Regions from separate parts of the Homo sapiens genome. Here region 2 is linked to region 1. Evidence: chromatin contacts called from ENCODE Hi-C or POLR2A ChIA-PET data. All regions are on one chromosome and are shown on one strand. The core of a region is the stretch at or near the end of the contact, and the rest is flanking DNA. Distances in the headings are between cores, read along the strand shown.

Evidence for each region. Hi-C counts contacts between places; a loop is a spot of excess contacts on that map. ChIA-PET counts read pairs that join two places held with the same protein, here RNA polymerase II (POLR2A). Pooled maps may share reads with other maps.
Region 2: a loop to region 1 is called in a pooled map, with 4 times the contacts of the local background. The contact joins the enhancer-like site here to the promoter of TMEM160 in region 1. A Hi-C loop is called at or near these places in 6 of 50 pooled maps. POLR2A ChIA-PET finds 5 or more read pairs at or near these places in 2 of 52 experiments (WTC11 and naive thymus-derived CD4-positive, alpha-beta T cell).

What each region holds. Positions count from the first base shown.
Region 1 is chr19:47,045,497-47,051,246 of GRCh38, forward strand. It overlaps TMEM160 (transmembrane protein 160), which reads right to left and starts at 3,128. Exons shown (of 3, transcript NM_017854.2): 1 at 2,911-3,128; 2 at 1,097-1,189; 3 at 413-756. The coding sequence starts at 3,118. The coding sequence ends at 491. NPAS1 (neuronal PAS domain protein 1) reads left to right here. Exons shown (of 12, transcript NM_002517.4): 12 at 1-279. The coding sequence ends at 155. RefSeq lists enhancers at 2,556-2,625, 3,135-3,429, 3,553-4,070, 4,071-4,588 and a silencer at 2,906-3,095.
Region 2 is chr19:46,818,967-46,824,716 of GRCh38, forward strand. No RefSeq gene overlaps it. Among named protein-coding and RNA genes, the nearest start is that of SNAR-E, 8.9 kb to the right of the region's middle. RefSeq lists enhancers at 2,604-2,723, 2,894-2,953. Within about 2 kb of position 2,590, at least 11 of the 41 ENCODE cell types and tissues checked have a DNase peak (open chromatin) inside an H3K27ac peak, as active enhancers do.

The DNA.
Region 1 (5,750 bases), core at 1,878-4,377:
GCACCATCCGCTACGGCCCCGCGGAGCTGGGCCTGGTGTACCCGCACCTGCAGAGGCTGGGTCCGGGCCCCGCGCTCCCGGAGGCCTTTTACCCGCCCCTGGGCCTGCCCTACCCGGGGCCCGCGGGCACCAGGCTGCCGCGGAAGGGGGACTGAGGACTGGCAGAGCTGCCGGCGCCGGACCCTGCGACAACCGGGGTCCCCCAGGACAGTAGGCCCGGCTCTGCCCGTAGCCCTGAGAATTAAACGCCGGCTCTCCCTGCAGTGGTTTGGGCTCCGGGCTGTGAGCTCCTCTGTCCATTTCTGTCTCCCCCGGGTCCTCACCCCCCTCTCCCTCCACCCGCCCTCCTGCCTCTCCAGTTAGTCCGCTCCTCGCCGCCCTTCCCAAGGAACACGAACCAATACTCTGCATCTGGAGGAGGGGAGGTCAGGTTTAATGTCCCAGTCCTCGGGCGCTGTCCAGCGCCTGCCAGGCCCCACGGCCGTGTCGCTCACTCGGGTGGCGGCCGACCCGCCTCATCAGGGCCTTCCGCGGAGGCCGTCCCGTCGTCCTCGGGCACCAGCTCCACGTCCAGCTCCAGCTGCCCCATGTAGAGGCCCACGGCGCACGCCCAGAGCAGGCTGGCGGCCAGCACGGCGCCCGCGCCCACGGCCGCGCCCCCCAGCGTCAGCTGCATGGGTCCTCGCAGCGCCGCCAGGCCCACGGCGTACGAGGCGCTGCCCCACACCACGCACAGGCCGCCCAGCAGGAAGAAGCCTGCGGGAGAGGCAGGGTAGCAACAGGGCCAAGGTCGGGGGATGGTCTGGGAGCAAAGCCAGGGTTGAGGAGACAGGAACAGAGGCAGGGCCGTGCCAGGGGCTAGCCTGCATCTTTGAGAATCAGATCGGAGGGGAGGGGACCATAACCATGTCCTGGGCCACCCATTCAGATGGACCTAGTGCCTATGGGAGGGGTGTCTTCTGGTGGGGGAAGAATGGGGGTTCTATACTTACTACTGGGAGTGGGATGGGGTAGGAGAGTCTACTCTCACCAGGGCAGGTGATAGGGGCTCTGCATTCCCTGGTTCCGTGGGGCGAGAGGGGGGGTCTGCACTCACCATATGCTGCTTCCCGACCCATGTCACTCTGCATGAAGGAGATGACCCCGATGCCCGATGCCAGGAGGCCATTGCGGAACCAGGAGAGGAAGGCTGGAGGGAGGGGGACATGGGGGGATTAACATCACCCCCAACCCTACCTCCTCAATCCCCCTTACCCAGTCAAACTGAGGGGCCTCCCTTCAGCTCACCCCATCCCATCCAGCCGCAAGGCAAGCCCATCCCAAATCCTCACCTCTTCCAGGAAGCCGCTCACCTAACCATATCCCCCCACATCCTCTCTGGCCTCCACCTCAGTGCCCCTCTCCCCCAAACTCTGTAACACTAAGGATTCAAGGGCCGGGTGTGGTGGCTCACCCCTGTAATCCCAGCACTTTGGGAGGCCAAGGCAGGCGGATCATGAGGTCAGGAGTTTGAGACCAGCCTGGCCAACATAGTCAAACCCTGTCTCTACTAAAAATGTTAAAATTAGCAGGGTGTGGTAGCACGTGCTTGTAGTCCCAGCTACTCAGGAAGCTGAGGGAGGAGAATCACTTGAATCCAGGAGGTAGAGGTTGCAGCGAGCCAAGATCATGCCACTGCACTCCAGCCTGGGCGACAGAGTGAGACTCCGTCTCAAAAAAAATAAAGGATTCAAGATAGTCCCTGCAGAATGTGGAGGACAATCTAGGGGCAAAGTTGCAGAACCTCCATCTGAGGAGTCATCTTGGCCAAACCCCTCCCTCTACGTGTACCCCCACGGCCTGCCCACTCACTTCTTTCTCAGAACTCTGGGACAAACTGTTTCCTAATCCAGGCCGCTCTTCAGCCTCGCCCTTCTTTTCCTTCAAATGCCGCCATCTCCTACCGAGTATGGCCTGGGCCAATCCCATCCATGTCCTACCGAGTATGGCCTGGGCCAATCCCACCCACGTCCGTCCCCATTCACGTCCTTTACAAACAGCCCACCACACCCTATATCTAGATGCCCGGTCCTGGCCTAGTGAGGTGACTCACACCTATAATCCCAGCACTTTGGGAAGCCAAGGCAGGAGGATTCTCTGAGCCCAAGAGTTCAGACCAGCCTGGGCAACAAAGCAAGACCCCGTCTCTACATAAATTAAAATAGTTGGGTGCGGTGGTGTATGCCTGTAGCTCCAGCTAAGCAGGAGGCTGAGGCAAGAGGATAGCTTGAGCCCAGGAGTTCAAGGCTGCAGTGGGCTACGATTGCGCCACTGCGGTCCAGCCTCGGTGACAGAGCAAGACACCGTCATTAAAAAAATAAAATTAAAAAAAAAACAAACATGGCCAGTCCGCTCCATTCTGGACCTCGCCTCCGTCACAAGCCCCGCCCTCTGCAGCCTAGATCACCTCCCCCTCCAATCAGCAGAGAGCTTTCTCCCGATTGGTTGTCCCCTTCTCCAATCCTGAACTTCCCCCTCTTCTGCGGGGATCCACACTCCCGCTCTCTGCACAGTGGTGGCCTCTGCAATCGGGATGGACCCATCTTGTACCCAACTCCACAGACCCTAAGCTCTCCCTGAAGCCCCTCTCCCCACGGCAGGCGCGATTCTACGAGGCTGCCTCGCGCAACCCTACCACCCCCTCCAATCCCTACGGCGCCCCGTTACCCGGGGTCCTCGTCCTCCCCGCAAGCCCATCCCCTCTGCGGGCACCTGCGCTCTTGCAGTCTGCGCTTCCGTGCGCTCACACTGAAGCCCTTCTCGGAGCCGAGCCCGGGCCCCGTTTCCTGCAGAAGCCCCCGCCCCATCAAGGTCCCACGCGAGCCCGGGACCCCCGTCCCATCCGCACCGCCCCCACCCCTAGCCACCGACCTGTCTCGTGCGCTTTTCGGAGGAGCCAGGCGTCCGCACGATCCAGCTCGGACACTGGGGGCGGCGAAGCCCCGGCGCGGGGACCGTGGCCGGGGGCGAAGGACCCCCGGGCGCCCCCGCTCCGGGGCCGCTGAGGCGGCAGTAGCGACCTCCGGAAGCGAAGACGGGCAAGGCGAGCGGCCCGAGCCCACCACCAGCCGCCTCCCATGATTCGCACTACGGCCGCCGCGCGCCGTACCGCCCCACCGGCCTCCGGTAGGTTGCAACCCATGTCACTCAGGATGAATGGCTTACCCATTGGCTATGCGCTCGCCACTCAGGTCCGGCGTGAACTGTCCATTGGTCGGAATGGCAGTGATTCCCTCCTCTGTCATCTAGGCCGGTAGTGCCCGTCCCTCCTTGATTTTGTACCGGACTACGAATCCCAGCGATCATTGCGCTCGGGGAAAGCCGATATTCAGAAGTCGCAGGCGAGATGTCTGCTGGGAATTGTAGTTTTAATTCTATCTTTTTTAACGGAGTACATGCCGAGCACCTATTGTAGTTGTTTCTTGGTTGTTTCTCTTTCTTTCTTTCTCTTTCTTTCTTTCTTTCTTTTTCTTTCTTTCTCTTTCTTTCTTTCCTTCTTTCTTTCTTTCTCTCTTTCTTTTTCCCTCCCTCCCTCCCTTCCCTCCCCTCCTTCCTTCCTTCCCTCCTTCCTTTTTTTTCCCCGCCCCGAGACCGAGTCTTGCTCTGTCGCCCAGGCTGGAGTGCAGTGGTGCGATCTCGGCTCACTGCAACCTCCACCTCCCGGGTTCAAGCGATTCTCCTGCGTCAGCCTCCTGAGTAGCTGGGATTATAGGCATGCGCCACCACGCCCAGCTAATTTTTGTATCTTTAGTAGAGACAGGGTTTCACCATGTTGGCCAGGCTGGTCTCGAACTCCTGACCTCAAGTGATCCAACCGCCTCGGCCTCCAAAAGTGCTGGGATTACAGGCGTGAGCCACCGTGCCCGGCCAGGTCTGTCTCTTTAAGACAGATTTGTTTTCTTTGCCCTAACCCATTCCGGGATTCAGCTTTGCCTTCTCTCATCAGCATAAACCTTTTCACTAGCCAGGAATGTGAAAAATGTGTCTGGAATATTTTCAATTTGCACTTAATCCCATTTAAAGCTTCACATTCATTGCAAGCCTGCAGGCTATGCAGTGCAGTCCATTTGAACTCCCTCCTCAAGTGTAACCCCCTTGCTAGCTCCCCTACTTTTCCTCTTCATAAAATCCAAGCCCGGGCCAGGCACGGTGGCTCACATCTGTAATCCCACCACTTTGGGAGTCTGAGGCGGGCAGATCACGAGATCAGGAGTTCGAGACCAGCCTGACCAACATGGTGAAACCCCATCTCTACTAAAAATACAAAAATTAGGCATGGTGGCAGGCACCTGTAATCCCAGCTACTTGTGAGGCTGAGGCAGGAGAATCGTTTCATGCGCGTCCATGTGAAGAGACCACCAAACAGGCTTTGTGTGAGCAAGATGGCTGTTTATTTCACCTGGCTGCAGGCAGGCTGAGTCCGAAAAGAGAGTCAGCAAAGGGTGGTGGATTATCATTAGTTCTTAGAGGTTTTGGGATAGGCGGTGAAGTTAAGAGCAATGTTTTGCGGGCAGGGGTGGATCTCACACAGTACATTCTCAAGGGTGGGGAGAATTACAAAGAACCTTCTTAAGGGTGGGGGAGATTACAAAGTACATTGATCAGTTAGGTGGGGCAGGAACAAATCACAATGGTGGAATGTCATCAGTTAAGGCTATTTTTACTTCTTTTGTGGATCTTCAGTTACTTCAGGCCATCTGGATGTATACGTGCAAGTCACAGGTGATGCGATGGCTTGGCTTGGGCTCAGAGGCCTGACATTTCTGCCTTCTTTTATTAATAAGAAAAATAAAACAAAATAGTGTTGAAGTCTTGGGGGGTGGTATGGAGAGAGAATGGGCGATGTTTCTCGGGGCTGCTTCAAGCAGGATTAGGGGCGGCGTGCGAACCTAAAGTGGGAGAGATTAAGCTGAAGGAAGATTTTGTGGTAAGGGGTGATATTGTGGGGTTGTTAGAAGAAACATTTGTTGTGTAGAAGTATTGGTGATGGCCTGGGTACAGTTTTGTATGAATTGAAAAACTAAATGGAATAAGAGAAGGAGAAAAACAGGTATAAAAGGTCTAAGAATTGGGAGGACCTAGGACATCTGATTAGAGAGTGCCTAAGGAGATTCAGCATAGTCCTGCCAGCAAAGATTATTTGTTTACTTCAGGAGTTAAGAGTGGCAGTTTGGGGATAGCATGAGGAGATATCAGCTGTGATGGCTTGGAGAAACAGTGTAAACCAGCAGTGTAAACAAGAGCAGGGCACGTATGAGTAGTTGAGAACGGAGAATAGGAGTATGACTAGACAGAAAATAGTAGGGATGACAAGTTTTTTTGGGGCACAGTCTAAGTTGGTCCGGTGTCTGGAATGAGACTGGGGCCTAATAAAAAGGATTGTCCATACAGGAGCTCAAATAGGCTGTACCCTGCAGCATTCTGAGAAGCAAAAGAGGTAAAAGTATTGTCCAGTCCTTTTTAAGTTGGTGGCTGAGCTTGGTGAGGTGTGTTTTTAAAAGACCTTTAGTCCGTTCTACTTTTCTTGAAGACAGAGGACCGTAAGGGATATAAAGGTTTCACTGAATACTAAGAGCCTGAAAAACTGCTTGGCTGATTTGACTAATAAAGGCTGGTCTGTTATCAGACTGTATAGAGGTGGGAAGGCTAAACTGAGGAATTATGTCTGACAGAAGGGAAGAAATGACTGCGGTGGCCTTCTCAGACCTTGT
Region 2 (5,750 bases), core at 1,340-3,839, 230 kb before region 1:
CCAGTCTGATTGGTTGCAGGAGGGGGCCAATCAGAATGAAGAGTAGGCTCAGGACCAGTCTGATTGGTTACAGGAGGGGACCACTCAGAGGTACTTTCATTTTTCAACAGCCATGCAGAAAAAGGAGGGTTTGAAAGGGGAGTAGCCTCTGATATCCAGTCATCATGAATTGGCCTTAGGCTCTCTGGCTCCAGACCCTATTCTCCTGCCTCAGTTAGAGTGATGCAAGGAGGGCCTTGAGCTGAGGAATGTGGACAGCTTCCTGAAGCTGGACAGGGCAAGAGAGCCTCCAGGAGAAGCCCTAGAGTCTCCAGAAGGGATGCAGCCCAGCCAACACCTTGATATTAGCCCTGTAAAACCCATTTTGGGGGCCTGGGGCAATGGTTTATGCCTGTAATCCCAGCACTTTGGGAGGCCGAGGCAGGAAGATCGCTTGAGCCCAGGAGTTGGAGACCAGCCTGGGCAACATAGGAAGAGTCTCTACAAAAAATTTTTTAAAATTAGCCGGGCATGGTGGCACACACCTGTAGTCTCAGCTACTTGGGAGGCTGTGACAGGAGAACTGCTTGAGCCCAGGAGGCTGAGGCTGCAGTGAGCCATGATCAGGCCACTGCACTCCAGCCTGCATCATAGAGCCAGACCCTGTGGTAAAAAAAAAAAAAAAAAAAAACCTCCAGAACAGTAAGGTAGTAAATAAATCTGTCTCCTATGGAGCCACTAAGTGTATGGTCATTTGTTACAGGAGCAATAAGAAACCAATACCCTTGGCTGTGCACGGTAGCTCACCCTTGTAATCCCAGCACTTTGGGAGGCCGAGGCAGGCGGATCACCTGAGGTCAGGAGTTCAAGACCAGCCTGGCCAACATGGAGAAACCCCGTCTCTACTAAAATACAAAAAAAAATCAGCTGGGTGTAGTAGTGGTGGGCGTCTGTAATCCCAGCTATTCAGGAGGCGAGACTGAGGCAGGAGAATCACTTGAACCCGGGAGGCAGAGGTTGCAGTGGGCCGTGATCACGGCACTGCACTCCAGGCTGGGTGACAGAGCGAGACTTCGTCTCAAAAAAAAAAAAAAACAAAAAAAGCCAGTCACAGTCTGCATGGAACAGAGGAAGAGCGGGTGGAAGATGAGGTCAGACAGAGAACAGGGAGCTGGTGAGTCATGGTGAAGATGTTGTCTTTTAGTGAGTGTGGCAGGAGCCACAGAAGGGATTTGAGGAGGAGAATGACATCATGTCACTTCTGTCAAAGGATTCTGCTGCCATATGGGGACCTTTCTGTTGGGGACAAGGGCAGAAGCAGCGAGGAGGTGACTGCAATTTTCCAGGTGAGAAATGATCATGGCTAGACTAGCTCTGGGGGTTCAGACTTTGTTTTTGTTTTTGTTTTTGTTTTTGTTTTTGTTTTGAGGTGGAGTCTCGCTGTGTCTTGTCCAGGCTGGAGTGCAATGGTGCGATCACGGCTCACTGCAGCCTCCATCTCCCAGCTTCAAGCGATTCTCCTGTCTTAGCCTTCCGAGTAGCTGGGATTACAGGCGTGTGCCACCACACCTGGCTAATTTTGTATTTTTTAGTAGAGACGGGGTTTCACCATGTTGGCCAGGCTGATATCGAACTCCTGACCTCAGGTGATCCGCCTGCCTAGGCCTCCCAAAGTACTGGGATTACAGGCGTGAGCCACGGCGTCCAGCCTTTGGGGGGTCCGACTTCGGGTGCATTTTGAAGGTCAACAGGATTTCCCCTGGATGGGATGTGGGGTGTGAAAGCAGAGAGGAGTCATGAGCCCTTTCTAAGTTTCCAGACAGCATGCTTGAACACACGATGGTTTCTCTGGGGCTCAAGGACATTAGGCTACTCCTGGCCCTTAGCGTGTAGCTGTACACAGGAAGTGTCCTGCTGTGCTGTATTAATTAAAGTGGATGTTGTCAGCCGAGTTGGAGACATCCCGGGGGAGGAAAGGCCGGGCTGACCCTGGTTAACTTCAGGCAGGTGTCAGGCATGCAGCGAATGTCATCTTCCGCCTCTCATTCTCCCTCTGGGCTGGGCCTGCCTCTTCTTTCCCCAGCTAGCAAATAAATCATCTCTCCCATCTCCACCTGGAATTCATTCTCACTCATGTTTAATGAGGCTACCACACCCTTCTGCCAGGTGTGTCTTCACCCAGGTCGCTGATAACTACAAATAGGTTATATTTCAACTCTTTTGAGTATGCTGTGAGGTAGAGATCCAATTTCCTGCTGCGTGTGCAGAACAGAAGACAACTGTCTCAAACAAAAAGAAAAACCAAAACAATTATTTTAGGCCTGGCGCAGTGGCTCACACCTGTAATCCCAGCACTTTGGGAGGCTGAGGCAGGAGGCCGAGCTGGAGCTCAGTAGTTCGAGACCAGCCTGCGCAACATAGGGAGACCCCTGTCTCTGCTAAAAATTTTAAAAATCAGCCTAGCGTGGTGGTGCACGCCTGTAGTCCCAGCTACTAGTGAGACTGAGGCAGGAGTGATGGCAGTGGCTGCTGTCATTACACCGGCTGCAGCAGGGAGGTGCGGCTGGGGCTACACACTCCATGGAGCCGGTGGAAGCCCTGCCCCTTCTGAGCTGTGGTGGGAGTTCCCCAGATGCCACTGCAGCCGCCCAAACCGCCACTGTGGATTGAGCCTTCCTGTGCTCTTGCAGGGGCCAGAAGTAGGTAGGGTCTGCCCTCCCGGGTGCAGCTGCAGCTGCCCCCATGGCTGCCAACCTAGGCCTCCAGCTCCACAGAGTGAGCAAGAGCCGGGGACAAGTGGGAGCCCCACCCCTTCCGAGTTGGCAGGGCAGGAGCTCCCCGGATGCAGCTGTGGCCGCCCTCTGAGGCTGAGGACCTGGGCCTCTCTGCAGCCTGCACTCTCAGAGGCCGGGAAGGCCCCCCCAATCTCTGCAGACTGCTGGGTGTCTTCTCCTGCTGCCTGGCCTCTCTTCTCTCCCAGCGCCAGCTCTGATCTGGGATCGGGGTTGGGGTCCAGTCCTGGGGCCATGAATGGCAGCAGGAGGCAGACGGATTCCTGGGCAGAAGTTGGTGGGGGGTCCCTAGTAAGGCCCCACCTTCTTGCCAGGGAGGGCCTGAAGGCTGGGGGCCAGGCTGCCAACCCCACAGACAAGAGTGGGGACTTGTACCTCCTCTGGGCCCACGCATGGCAGCCCATGGACCAACCAGCACGTACTTCCTCCTCTCTGAGGTCCATAAAAGCCCCAGGCTCCACCAGAGCAGGGCAGAGGGCAGAGGACAGAGAGACAATGGGATTACCACCTGCACAGAGGAGCTACCCTCTCTACTGAGAGCTTCAGAGACCTGCAGAGACGCCTACATGACCTGCCTGCCGAGAGGAACCACCCTCTTCAGGGCCTCATCTCTGCTGAGAGCTGAACACTCGATGGGGTGACCTGCCTACTGAGAGGAGCTGCCCACTGACGGTCTCCTCTGAGCTGTTCTAAGACTAAATAAAGCTCCTATTCATCTTCTTCACCCTTCACTTGTCTGTGTACCTCATTCTTCCTGGACACAGGACAAGAACTTGGGCAAAGGCACTGCAGCCACAGAGGTTTCTGGCCAGAAAAGCAACACCCCAAAGATCCCGTAACAGGAGGATCACTTGAGCCCAGGAGGCGGAGGCTGCAGTGAGCTGAGATTGCACCACTGCACTCCAGCCTGAGTGACAGAGCAAGGCCCCAACTAAAAAACAAAAAACAAAAAAAGCCCAGATATTTTATAATAAAAAAAAAATTTTATGGCTGGCCACGGTGGCTCACGCTTGTAATCCCAGCACTTTGGGAGGCCAAAGTGGGCAGATCACTTGAGGTCAGGAGTTTGAGACCAGCCTCACCAACACGGTGAAACCCCATCTTTACTAAAAATACAAAAATTAGCCAGGCATAGTGGCACACGCCTGTAATCCCAGCTACTGGGGAGGCTGAGGCACGAGAATTACTTGAACCTGGGAGGCAGAGGTTGCAGTGAGCTGAGATCGTGCCACTGCACTCCAGCCTAGGCAACAGAGTGAGACTCTGTCTCAAAAAAATAAAATAAAATAAAATAAAAAATAAAGTGAATGGGAAGACACAGAGTCTAGCACTCTAGAAATCTGGGTTCCAGTCTCATCTGCTCATTGTGTGTCCTTGGGCAAATGATCTTCCTTATCTACAAAGAGGAGATAATACTCAGAATTGCAATGCTAATACCAAGAGCCACTTCACAGCGTCATTACAAGATTAAATGGGATTATGCCTTTAAAGCCTTGGAAGCTGCTGGGCCTAGAGCAGGAGCTCCCCCTAACAGTTCAGAAGCTTCCTTGAGGCTGGGCTCGGTGGCTTACACCTGTAATTCCAGCACTTTCGGAGGCAGAGGTGAGCAGATCACTTGAGCCCAAGAGGTTGAGACCAGCCGGGGCAACATGATGAAACCGCCATTTCTTTTTTTTTTTTTTTTTTTGAGACTGTGTCTCGTTCTGTTGCCCAGGCTGGAGTGCAGTGGCGCGATCTTGGCTCACTGCAAGCTCTGCCTCCTGGGTTCACACCATTCTCCTGCCTCAGCCTCCCAAGTAGCTGGGACTACAGGCGCCCGCCACCACGCCTGGCTAATTTTTTTTTTTTTTTTGTATTTTTAGTAGAGACGGGGTTTCACCTTGTTAGCCAGGATGGTCTCGATCTCCTGACCTCATGATCTGCCCACCTCGGCCTCCCAGTGTACTGGGATTACAGGCGTGAGCCACCGCGCCCGGCCTTGAAACCACCATTTCTACAAAAAACACAAAAAATTAGCCAGACTTGGTGGCATACACCTGTAATCCCAGCTACCCAGGAGACTGAGGTGGGAGAATCACCCAAGCCTGGGAATTCAAGGCTGAAATGAGCCATGATAGTGCCACTGCAGTCCAGCCTGGGCAACAGAGTGAGACCCTGTCTCAAAAAACAAATAAAACCGCCAGGCACGGTGGCTCACACCTGTAATCCCAGCACTTTGGGAGGCCGAGGTGGGCGGATCACGAGGTCAGGAGATGGAGACCATCCTGGCCAACATGGTGAAACCCCATCTCTACTAAAAATTCAAAGAATTAGCTGGGCATGGTGGCACGTGCCTGTAATCCCAGCTACTCAGGAGGCTGAGTTAGTAGAATTCCTTGAACCAGGGAGTCAGCGGTTGCAGTGAGCCAAGATGGCGTCACTGCACTCCAGCCTGGCGACAGAGAAAGACTCTGTCTCAAAAAAAAAAGAAAAAAGAAAGAAAAAGAAACACCGTCTCTAAAAATACAAAAATTGGCCAGGCATGGTGGTGGGCACCTGTAATCCCAGCTACTTGGGAGGCTGAGGCAGGAGAATTGCTTGAACCTGGGAGGTGGAGGTTGCATTGAGCCGAGATCGCGCCATTGCACTCCAGCCTGGGAGACAGAGTGAGAGTCTGTCTCAAAAAGAAACAAAAACAAAAACAAGAAGCTTCCTTGTTTGGTGGCTTTCTCAGGTTCCTCTTCGACTTTCTGTTCTCTAAACCCTGGAGCCCCTCAAAAGCCCAGAACTGACTCTGGCCTGTGCTTTAGTGCAGTTGCACCAGGGTTGCAAACACATGGCCTGAGGGCTCCATCCAGCCACCACATTTCGTTTGCCACCCCAGAGTATTTTTAAGTTTTTTGGTTTGTTTTTTTTTTGAGATGGAGTCTCGCTCTTGTCACGCAGGCTGGAGTGCAGTGGCACGATCTCAGCTCACTGCGGCCTCTGCTTCAGCCTCCC